2 separate regions of the Homo sapiens genome follow, and region 2 is linked to region 1. A link is a contact called in ENCODE Hi-C or POLR2A ChIA-PET data. All regions are on one chromosome and are shown on one strand. Each heading gives the region's core, a stretch centred on a gene start or an enhancer-like site at or near the end of the contact. The rest is flanking DNA. Distances are from core to core; before and after follow the strand shown.

The links. Hi-C counts contacts between places; a loop is a spot of excess contacts on that map. ChIA-PET counts read pairs that join two places held with the same protein, here RNA polymerase II (POLR2A). Pooled maps may share reads with other maps.
Region 2: a map of B cell shows a loop between it and region 1 (2.3-fold over the local background). The contact joins the promoter of NDUFS5 here to the enhancer-like site in region 1. A Hi-C loop is called at or near these places in 8 of 168 maps with a recorded cell type or tissue (A673, B cell, IMR-90 and 5 more), 5 of 37 single-sample maps with no recorded cell type and 14 of 50 pooled maps. POLR2A ChIA-PET finds 5 or more read pairs at or near these places in 19 of 52 experiments (A549, AG04449, AG04450 and 14 more).

Annotation. Positions count from the first base shown.
Region 1 is chr1:39,102,277-39,108,336 of GRCh38, reverse strand. It overlaps a transcript of MACF1 not described here. Among named protein-coding and RNA genes, the nearest start is that of NDUFS5, 79 kb to the right of the region's middle. RefSeq lists enhancers at 2,153-2,212, 4,787-5,342, 5,456-5,565, 5,586-5,635 and silencers at 2,473-2,612, 2,653-3,182, 3,223-3,312. Within about 2 kb of position 2,361, at least 32 of the 41 ENCODE cell types and tissues checked have a DNase peak (open chromatin) inside an H3K27ac peak, as active enhancers do; they include A673, GM12878, IMR-90 and 5 more, where a contact is called at or near this core.
Region 2 is chr1:39,021,890-39,027,653 of GRCh38, reverse strand. It overlaps NDUFS5 (NADH:ubiquinone oxidoreductase subunit S5), which reads right to left and starts at 1,304. Exons shown (of 3, transcript NM_004552.3): 1 at 1,252-1,304. RefSeq lists enhancers at 191-776, 777-1,363, 1,223-1,472.

The DNA.
Region 1 (6,060 bases), core at 1,112-3,611:
TCTCATTCAGAATTCTGGCATCTAACATTGTGGCACCTCCAAGAGAGACTTTAATGACTGTCAGAGAATTGGGGAAATGAAGGATATACCCTGGTTCTCTTGGCTGCTGCCCACTCTGAACTGTTAGAATCCAGTGTTATTATCTAATGCCTCCTGTTTACTGGCCAGCTATCTGAAAGAACCTTTGGGACATTTAGGAAATAAGGGAGAGCATTTATTTCCATGCTGAATCATCTAATCCTGCCAAGACCATGCTCACTGCCACCACACAGAAAAAAAAAAAAAAATGGTTGCCAAGCACAGTTCTGGAAAACCCATACTTGACTACCATTCCTAATACAGCTGCACTACACACAGCTCTGCTTCCCTCACACTCCAAATACATTACTGCCCTTCTCCCATTGGCCCTAGGGGCAGTTTAGGCAGCTGAAAATTTTAGCTCTCCTTCTGCATATAAAAATCCTGCTTCAGCCTGTATAATGAGGTGACTACAAATTAATAGCAGCAGAGAGAGATCCAAGTAATGTGGTGACCAGCCAATAAGGGTCTAGAACACCCCACCATCATCAATATCTATTTTCCCATCTCTTTCCAAAACCAATACGTGGCATGATCCTCACAAACTCCTTCCCCTGGTCACTCTATAGATTCCAGCTCACTCCTCTGCTTAGACAAACTGTTCTCCTATTAAGGTAGTACGGGGATTTCTAAGTCTGGAAAATGCAGGAATTCCATAAGCAAAGTAACAAAGGCCCGGATGCTAAGCCACTCTGACCTCCCAGTGAGAACGGTGCAGTGGGGGGAAGAGAGATTGTTCTGCACCGATCAGAAGAGCAGACTGCACGACCACCGTATACAACTCGAGGTAATTTACTTTGGGCAACCATTTTTAACTCATTCCTCCCCTCAAGAAAGAGACCTGTGTCTGGGAAGGATTAAGTTCCTATACACCTGATCAAGGCCCTTCAGAGGAAAGCCAAACTGAGTGAGACAGCTAAAAAAAAAAAACTGAACAAAAGAGGTCTCTCCTGGAACAAGCCCTACTGCCCCCTTCTTTCCCAGCCTCATTTGCTAGGAGTCCAACTTCCTTTCCGCTGGAGGTCACCAGTACTACCATCCAGTGAGGTGCTGAGATTTCTTCACCTATTTTGGGTCTTAATTCTGCTGGTTTGAAGCTGTCACAGCCCGGGACGGTCCTAATGTATCTCCTCTCTCTGAAGAGAGCAGTGTTACTCAAAAGCCTGCAAAGGAAACTTAATGCAACCATTCACTGAGCAGCATTTTTTCAATGAAGTTCAGCAGCACAATCTAACCTCTTTGTGCTCTGAAATGAACCACATTTCTTAAAAAGAAAGACCACAGGGGGTTGACAGAAAACTTGCTGCAGGCAGGAAAAGCTGGACAGTTTACAGGAGCTGATGCAGAGGGAACAAGCAAAAACCCTAGTAGGTCTTTTTTCGCATTTCATCTCTACTTTTTTCCTGCTGCATTCCCAAGCAGAGTTCCAATGCCACAAGAAAAAAAAAGTGGGGGGGAGGGGGGAGAGGGGGGGCGTTTTACAGCTTCTTCATTAGTTTCCCTTCACTGGATAGGTGCTGTAAACAAGTACGCTGGACTCAGTCATAGGGGCTGAAGTTTCCTCTCCTTCAGATAAAAAGAAACTAAGGGCCTAGTCACAAGGGCCCGAGCTGAATAAAATGGGGAAAAGTGCTGCCTGTGTCGTTTCTGGGAAAATCTCCCCGTCTGTGGAAAGCATAACTGCCAGCCAAAGCAAACTCCCAGAACCGGATGTTAAAGATCAAGGCAAGGGCCTCCCAAGGCCACGCATCCCTGGCTTCCATTCAGGGGCACCTACAGCAGTTAGGGAAATGCAGTCCACAGGCCCTCTTGTCTGTCAAAACTTTCTCCCCATACACCCAAGGCGCAGATTAGGCATTAACTTGCAGAAGTGTCTCGCAAGAGAGCCTTCAGGGCTGAAATCCGAGCTCCAAGGCAAATCTTTATGTGGGAGGAAAAAAACAGACCCCTACCTCCAGCAGGCCCAGACCCCCGGGGAGATGGAGGGGGTAAGGTCTCGCCACCAAAAACTGCACACTCACCCACACCGCTGCCCACCCCACCCCGAAGACACCAAGGTGCTTTCCAACCTCGGCTTCCACGCGACTCATCCGAGACTCAAAGAGACAAAAGGGGGCGAGGGAGGGACTCTCCGCGGGCACACAGAGGTCCGAGCCCCTCTGGGAGGAAGCTCGCACCCAGAGCAGAGCGGGTGGTTTCTCCCGCGCCCAACTCCTCCTCCTCCTCCTCCCCAGCAACTCCCCACGGCGGCCGGTCTCCAGGCCAGCGCCTTGTCTCGCCTTCTTCCAGCTGGGGCCGGATAATAGGGCAAATCATGTAACTGGCGCTCTGAGCGCGCCGACTGCCCCGGGGGCGGTTTCCGAAGGCTTATCTCAACTCTGTAAATAAACTGGCCCCGAGAAGCAGCAGCTCAGGGCCAAGCCCCGCGCGGTGGGTGCGACCCCGCCCGGCCGCCCCACCTGCAGCCGCCGAGCCGACCGGCTCCGAAGGCCACGCTGCGCCGGCCCGCGGGCCTCAGCGCCGGCCAGTCCCCGGCCCTACCTTTGTACCGCTCCAGCACATCCTCGTACGCCTGCACGAACTCCTTCTCCTGGCTGCGGTTGGCCGGCTGCTGACCCGGCACGTAGCCGGCCATGGCCGCCCGCACCGCCTTCTCGCCGAGCCCCGGGGGCTGCCGGTTCCAGGCCCGCGCGCTGAGGCGGCGGCGGCCCCAGCCTCGACCCTTTGTGCGTCTCAGAGACGGCGACGGCGCCCTCGCTCTCCGCCGTCCGCCCGCCTCGCCCGGCCCGGCAGTCGCGCTCCGCTCCTCAGTCCGCTCGCACCCGGCCCGCTCGCGCTCCGCCGGTCCCGGCTCGCGTTTCCGCGTCCTCACCCCTCGGCTCCGCTCCTCCCTCAGCCCGCCCCGGCGCGGCTGCAGCGGCGGGCGGCGGCGGCGGCTCCTCCTGTCAGGAGCGCCAGGCCCGGCCCGTTCCCCGCCCCCTCTCCCCGCCGCCTCCGGGTCCCGGCGAGTCCTCGGCCCCAGGCTGCGGCCGGCTGGGCCCGGGCTGCCCACACGGGTCCCCCAGGGGCTGCCGACCCCCGCCCGGCCCGGACTGGGGCCCGAGCCGAGGGGCGCGAGAGGCCGGCCCACGCGGGAGTCCCGCTGGGTGGGAGGCCCCGCGCGTCAGGATGAAAGGCTGGGCCGGCCGAACGGCAGGGAGACCCGGGCCGGCTCCACAGGGCGAGCGGGAGCCCCAGTCAGCGCTGACCTACGCCGCCGGGAGCGGGACAAAGGAGGGTTTCTCCCTGGCTGGAGAGAAACCCAGCGGGGCCTGTGCGGCTGCTGGAGAAGGACCTGGAGAAACTGAAGGGAAAGCAGAGGGCAAAAGACCACGATGCCTCAGATCCCAGGGCTAGACGCGGTCAGAACGAGGACAAGGGCAAGATCCAGACAGGGCTGCAGTGTAGGGCCGGAGGACACTGAGCCCACAAAGAAGCCCGGGAACAAAGGGTTTTCCAGAAACAGAAGAAGCTGAACAAGAAGTGACGGGGCAGATCCAGCACCATGAAGTAAACCAGGCCAAGGAGCCAGAGCCTGAGAAATGACAACCCAGGGAGGCACGAAAACGGGATTCTGAATGCACCATGGGGTGAATAAGAGGAGAGACAGGGAGACATAAATCTGTAGGGGATAGACCCTCCAGAATTATTAAACTGTGACAGCCATCTGAACAGAGAGACAGAGATCAAAAGGGAGAAATGTGGGAACCTGAGACGGAACCAGGACTGTTAGGGAACAAAGAAAGGACTCTGGAGCATAGCTGGTCAGGGAAGAAAAGGGGAAGCCAATTATTCTTTGTCATCAGGGGAAAGGAAAGAGTAAAGAAAGGAAACTGGAAAATATGGGTAGGGATTTATTAGGGGCCATTTTGAGGACAGAGCTCCCAACATCATTTGATCCAACATTCGGTTGTGTATCATTCAATCCCAATATTCATGGAGTGCGCTGGAGCCATGAGCAGTGAATGAAGAACTCTGGTCAATGTAGGTGACACGTTGTGCCCGCCACCCCCCATTTAGCAGTTATCCTCCCCTGTTAGCTTGATTTTTCAGGAGGTCTGGAGAGGTGGTTGTGGGTAAGAAGTTACACTGGCTGATCTCACAATAAGGGCACATTAGCAAGTAAAAAAAGAATTCATGCAACACTGAGCAACCAAAATTGGGACTTGGGCTTCCATTCCAGTTCCCATTCTCAAGAGTTTGAAGGAGAAACTTCTTAACCCCAGGCTAGGGAAGGTGTCTTTGTACCTTGTGAGTAGTGCCAAGTATTTTGGTCAATGCTCAGCACATTGGTAACAAGTAAAACAAATGACGCTTTTCGCTAATAGGTGCATGCTGGTTGTTTCCACACCACACCCTGATCAGAAATCAGGTGAGCAAGTCATTAATCATATCTTTTCCCATCAAGTTTTGCTGGCCTGCCCAAGTTGTGGGCATGAAGATCATGCAGGGAAGGGCCTGAAAGAGGACAGGGAGGATCCTTAGACAAATGCTCATTTCCTTCCAGTTTAATCCTCCGTGCTAAAACAAACAAACAAACAAAACTAGTTCTCAGTTTGGTGTCAGCTGCTAATGAGCTCAGTTTACAAAAAGAAGGGGAATAAGTTTGAAGTATATGCATTTTTCAGTAAAAGGCTTTTAGCGGAAAATGCAGGATGAGTTGCTGATTGATGGCACAAGCACATTTTTCGTAAACAGCAGAGAATATAGAAATGCTAACTCTGGGGATCTTGACTGTGTCAGTGCTGAGTCATCTGCATTTCCCATATTATTTTATACCAGCAGGCCTAAGAAGGCCCAGACAGAAATCACGCATACAAACACCTCCACACAGACATCTCACCCCCACACAGACATCTGCCTCCTTATGTCCATTACACTACATAGAAAAGTCCCTCCATTCCCACCTGGGGCTGCTACACGCGCCACTTTGTGAGCAGGTTCCTCAAGATGTGTGACTGATGCTTGCCAAAGGTGAAGAAAGAACAGGGGCAAAAAGGGGAAGAGTCCGCTGTGAGAATCAGAGAAGACCTGGGGGCGTTGCAGGGAGAAGGCAAGGGGTTGAGATTCCTTTTAAGAAACACACAAATCAAAGAAGAAACTTCTGCTTTAGGTTGTGGCTAGAGAGCTTCTCTAAGACTCAAATTGCTTTCTTGACAAAATTTGCATTTAAATGCTCCCAGGAGATTTTGAAATAATGCATTCTTCTAATGAATGGAAAGTGGGGAAGTCCACATGTTTGGCTGATGTTCCTGTTTTATACAGAGAAAATTTTACAAGGCTAGAGGAACAAAGCGGCTGCCAGGGGGGATGGGAAGAAGGAAGTCTATGAAGGGGAGGTTTTTCGCTTCTTTCAAGCAACAGTCTAAATTTATAGCCAGACCACACAGTCGCAAAAGCTCTGAGGCTTTCTCCTTTTGGTCTTTGATTTTCTTTTGCTCCTGATGGGTGAGACTGCTGCTGCATTTCTAAGAAGGCTGCAATGGGGGAAGCAGAAGGATGTACTCGGAAGGGCATCTAGTGGAAGAGAAGAGTAATACAAGGAAATTAATGCCCTTTATCCTTGGTGTCCTCCCAATTAAAGCCTCATCAAATACCCCTATCCCTAAAGCCCTGCCACTTTCTATTTCTTTCAGCGCCTCTAATGTGTTATCTCGCCTCAGGGCCATCCAACCGACTTTCCTCCCAGATTATAACCCTTCATCACTCTCCTTTGGCCTGGCTCACTCCTACCCATGCTTCTGCTGAAACTCCCCAGGGGAAAGCCTTCCTTGACCCCCCCCCCGCCTCCAATTAATAGGTCCTCCTCTACCCTTTGGTAATACTCATCACACTTGAAGTTATGGTACAGTGTCTCTCATCCTTACTAAATCGTAAGCTCCCTGAGGGCTGAGACTGTTTGTCGTCTAATTCACCACAGGATCCTTAGCACCTAGCAACTGA
Region 2 (5,764 bases), core at 55-2,554, 80 kb after region 1:
TGAGCTATGACCTGGCCACTGCACTCCATCCTGGGCAACAAAGCGAGATCCTGTCTCAAAAAAAAAAAAAAACCAGAGCGAAAGAAATGGGTTAAGACTTACTTTGTAGACTATTACAGACAGTAGGGAAAAAAATTTACATGCAAATACATAATAATGTTAAATGTAAAAACACACACACAAAAACAAACCCTGACTGCCTAAAATGACTGAAAGGAAGCGCGCGCACACCCACAAATATCAATATAAATGTGTACTCATGGTAGATTTAAAGGTGAATTTAGTTGGGCGCAGTGGCTCACGCCTGTAATTCCAGCACCTTGGGAGGCCGAGGCGGGCGGATCACCTGAGGCCGCGAGTTCAAGACCAGCCTGACCAACATGGCGAAACCCTCTCTCTACTAAAAAAATACAAAATTAGCCGGGCGTGGGGGCGCATGCCTGTAATCCCAGCTACTCGGGAGTCTCAGGGAGGAGAATCGCTTGAATCCGGGAGGCAGAGGCTGCAGTGAGCCGAGATCGCGCCACTCTGCACTCCAGCCTGGGCAACAAGAGCGAAACTCCATCTCAACAAAAAGGTGAATTTAACTTCTTAAGTTCCTTCCCATCCCTCAGTCATCATTTACTGAGTAGTTACGTTCCAGGCACTCAGATGCGGGGGAAAGCAGCTCCAACGTAAGCACCAGAGACACACACTCGGAATTGCGAATACACTGCAAGGAACACGAGTGGGTAAGAGCTCGAAGGAGGAAGCACGAACTCTGCCCGGAGACTTGAAAATGCCTTTAACATGGCTTGCGAGTTCGCCAAGTGAAGATCAGTGGGCAGAGTGTTCCAGTTGGGCAACAGCCCGGAGTTACAGCCGGAAGTGCTGGCTATGTTTGGGGGACAATGGAGCGCAGCGTGCATGACGGTGAAAAGAATGAAATGAGCTCAGGAGGCCGGCGGGGCCGAAATCACGCAGAGCCTGGAAAGCTGGGATAAGGATCGTAGACTTTAGGTTAAGAAACAGAAAGCCAAAACATTAGTCCGGCAAAAACCTAAACAAATGTGGAAAGTGGAGAGAGCGGCAATCTCCAGGCTTCGGTGCCATTAGCTGTGGAGGTGAAGCGGCCTGGGAGGGCAGGGAACACGCCCTGAGTTCAGGTCTGGGAGAAGGGGACACACAGCAAGCCAAGAGGAAATCTGTTAAAGAGACCTCGGAAGGAAGGTCCTTAAGCTAAGCTGCCGCGCGGACATAAGCAGCCCCTACCTACCCGATGCTCGTGCCCTTGACTCTTCTCTGGCCGCCGCTTCAGAACGACTAGCTAGCGACGCGGACGCCTGCCGTAAAGGATGACCTCAGCGAGACGTTTGCAGCGCGACGCCGGAAGCCGACCTTCCCTCAGCCGTCTCCCCACAAAACCATAGAAACCGAGCCCGTTGGCCTGGTACGGTGGCTGACGTCTGCAATCCCAGCACCTTGGAAGGCTGAGGGAGGAAGATCACTTCAGCCCAGGAGTTCGAAAACAGCCTGGGCAACATGGCGAAACTCCCCTCTCTACAAAAAATAAAAAATTAGCCGGGCGAGGTGGTGCATGCCTGTGGTTCCAGCTACTCAGGAGGTTGAGGTGGGAGGATCCCTTGAGCCCAGGAGATTGAGGCTGTAGTGAGCCATGATCACACCATTCCATTGCATTCCAGCCCTGGCAACAGAGCAAGACCTTATCTCAGGGGGAGAGTGAGAGAGAGAGGATGAAGAAGAGAGAGAGGAGGTAGAGAGAGAGAAAGGAAAAAAAACCCAAACCCATCAATTACAGAGACACAGGGAAGGCCTAGCCATTAGTGAGTTCTTGCTCCTTTCTTGCACTCTGCCTAGCATGCTCACGACAACACTGAGTGGTGAGAGACTTCACCAAAGTCACAGGAGAGAAAGAACACTGGCTCCCTGCCTACCCACTAGTGGTTAAGCACATGGACTATGAGCCCAAACCACCACGTGGGGTCAAATGTAGGCCCCCAGCCGGGCGCAGTGGCTCAGGCCTGTAATCCCAGCACTATGGGAGGCCGAGGTGGGCGGATCACAAGCTCAGGAGATCGAGACCATCCTGGCCAATATGGTGAAACCCTGTCTCTACTAAAAATACAAAAATTAGCTGGGTGTGGCAGCGAGTGCCTGTAATCCCAGCTAGTGGGGGGAGGCCGAGGCAGGAGAATCGCTTGAATCCGGGAGGCGGAGGTTGCAGTGAGGTGAGATCGCGCCACTGGACTCCAGCCTGGCGACAGAGCTAGATTCAGTCTCAAAAAAAAAAAAAAAAAAAAAAAAAAAAAAAAAAAAAAGTAGGCCCCCACCAATTTCGTGTGACTCTAGGAAAGTTTCTTAACTTCATTGTGCCTCAGTCTCCTCGTCTGTTAAGATAATTATGGTATTCACAATGGAGGCTTGCTATAGGGATTAACTGATTTATGTATAAAGCACTGAGGCGGTGGCTAGCACATGGGAAACATTCCAAGGCAGTCGCAGTTCTTTGATGTCTCAGCTTTCAGTTTGTGAATCAACTGCTACCATGCCTGTCATCTGTTCCAGAACCTCCAATGACTCCCTTTGACTACATCAGAGACTCTAAAGTGTTGTGTGTATGTCTTTGGGGGGTGGACCACAGGGTGCATGAGATATTATACATTGGAGGTATGGGAGGAAAATACTAGAACATATATATATATATATATATATATATATATATATATATATATATAAATATATATATATATAATTATTACTTTTGAGACAGATTCTCACTCCCATTGCCCCGCTGGAGTGCAGTGGTGCAATCACAGTTCACTGCAGCCTCAACCTCCCTGGGCTCTGGTGATCCTCCCACCTCAGCCTCCCAAATAGCTGGGACCACATGTGCATGCCACCATGTGCCTGGCAGTCTTTATTATAATTATTATTTTATTTGAGATAGGGTCTCACTCCATCACCCAGGCTGGAGTGCAGTAGTGCTATCATAGATCACTGCAGCCTCAAACTCCAGGGCTCAAGCAATCCTCCTGCTTAGCCTCCCAAGTAGCTGGGACTACAGACATGCCACTGTGCCCAGCTAATTCTTTTTTTTTTTTTTTTTTTGAGACAGAGCTTCACTCTGTCACCAGGCTGAAATGCAGTGGTGCAATCTTGGCTCACTGCAACCTCCACCTCCCAGGTTCAAGCGATTCTCCTGCCTCAGCCTCCTGAATAGCTGGGACTACAGGTGTGCGCCACCACTCCCAGCTGATTTTTGTATTTTTTTTTAGTAGAGACGAGGTTTCACCATATTGGCTAGGATGGTCTAGATCTGTTGACTTCGTGATCTGCCCGCCTCAGCCTCCCAAAGTGCTGGGATTACAGGCGTGAACCACTGCGCCCGGCCAAGCTAATTCTTTAAAAAAATTTTTTGTGGAGATCAGTATCTCTTTATGTTTCCCAGGCTGGTCTCCAGCTCCTGGGCTCAAGTGATCCTCCTGCCTGGGCCTCCCAATGTGCTGAGATTACAGGCATGAGCCACCATGCCTGGCCCTTTTATACATTTTTTTTTAACACTCTGAGAGAGAGTTGAGGGCAGGCTGCTTGTAAGGATAAGGCAGCCTCTTTTATACATTATTAACCTAAGAAAAAATGGGGTGCCCTTGAAAGAGTTTTTTAAGATTAGAAAACAAGGGCCAGGTGCAGTGGCTAATGCCTGTAATCCCAGCATTTTGGGAGGCTGAGGCAGGCAGATCACCTGAGTTCAGGAGTTCAAGACCAGCCTGACCAACATGGTGATACCCTGTCTCTACTAAAAATACAAAAAATTAGCCAGGTGTGGTGGCAGGCACCTGTAATCCCAGCTACTTAGGAGGCTGAGGCAGGAGCATCGCTTGAACTGGAGAGGCAGAGGTTGCAGGGAGCCGAGATCGCACCATTGCACTCCAGCCTGGGCAACAAAAGCAAAACTCTGTCTCCAAAAAAAAAAAAAAAAAAGGCAAAAGGAAGTCAGAAGGAGCCAGATCAGTACTGTAAGGTGGATGCCTAATGATTTCCCATCAAAACTCTTGCAAAATTGCCCTTGTTTGCTGAGAGAAATGAGCAGGAACATTGTTATAGCGGAGAATGACTCTGGTGAAGCTTTCCCAGGCATTTTTCTGCTAAAACTTTTGCTAGTTTTCTCAAAACACTCTCATAATAAGCAGATGTTATTGTTCTTTGGCCCTCCAGAAAGTCAATAAACAAAATGCCTTGAACATTAAAAAAAAAAAAACGAATGACATGACCTTTGCTCTTGACTGGTCCACTTTTGCTTTGACCAGACACTTCCACCTCTTGGTAGCCATTGCTTTGATTGTGCATTGTCTTTAGGATTGTACTGGTAAAGCCATGTTTCATCTCCTATTACAATTCTTCAAAGAAATGCTTCAGGATCTTCATCCTGCTTGTTTAAAATTCCCATTGAAAGCTCTGCAGCTGATCTGGGCATGATGGTTTGGCACCTGCCAAGTGGAATGTTTGCTCAACTTTAGTTTTTCAGTCAGAATTATGTAAGCCGAACCAAGTGAGATGCCTATGGTATTGATTATTATTTCTGCTGTTGTCAATCCACTTCAGTTAGGACACAAAATGTTTTTCTCATAAATTGATGTGGATGGTCTGCCACTGTGGGTTTCATCTTCAACATCATTTCATCCCTTCTTTATTTTGTTTCTTTTTGGAGATGGAGTCTTGCTCTGTCGCCCAGGCTGGAGTGCAATGGCGTGGTCTCGGCTCACTGCAACCTCCGCCTCTTGGGTTCAAGCAGTTCTCCTGCCTCAGCCTTCCCAGGTAGCTGGGATTATAAGAGCCCACCACAATGCCCAGCTAATTTTTGTATTTTTGGTGGAGACGGGGTTTCACCATGTTGGCCAGGCTGGTCTTGAACTCCTGACCTCAGGTGATTCGCCTGCCTCAGCATCTCAAAGTGCTGAGATTACAGGCATGAGCCACCACGCCTGGCCAAGTATTCTTAAAGAAAATAAATACTAGGAGTCTGTAGTAGAGGCACAGCCCGGCCTAATCTCATCCCTTCTTAAAACAAATTATCTGGCCACGTGCGGTGGCTCATGCTTGTAATCCCAGCACTTTGGGAGGCCGAGGCAGGTGTATCACCTGAGGTCAGGAGTTCAAGACCAGCCTGGCCAACATGGCAAAACCCCATCTCTACTAAAAATACAAAAATTAGCCGGGCGTGGTGGCAGGCGCCTGTAATCCCAGCTACCCAGGGAGGCTGAGGCAGGAGAATCACTGGAACGTGGGAGGCAGAGGCTGCAGCGAGCCTAGATCATGCCACTGCACTCCAGCCTGGGTGACAGAGTGAGACTCCCTCTCAAAAAACAACAACAAAAAACAATTTATCTATTTGTAAACTGCTGATTTCTTTGAGGCATTGTCCCCATAAGCTTTTCGTAAAGCTTCAATGATCTCACCATTCTTCCACCCAAGCTTAACCATAAACTTGATATTTGTTCTTGCTTCAATTTTAGCAGAATTCATGTTACTCTTATAGGGGCTCTTTTCAAACTAATGTCTTATCCTTCATAGTGCCTCAAAGTAGATCCTGCTCAGACATGTTATAACAAGTTAGTACAAATTTATTTTGGTGCAAAAATTTTTTGAAATCTATGCATAGTTTTTTCATAATACACATTTTTCATAAACTTTGTGAAGACCTCTTGTATGTCCAGCTGAATACTGCAGGATTATATAACTGGTAACTCATGGCCCTTGCCCACAA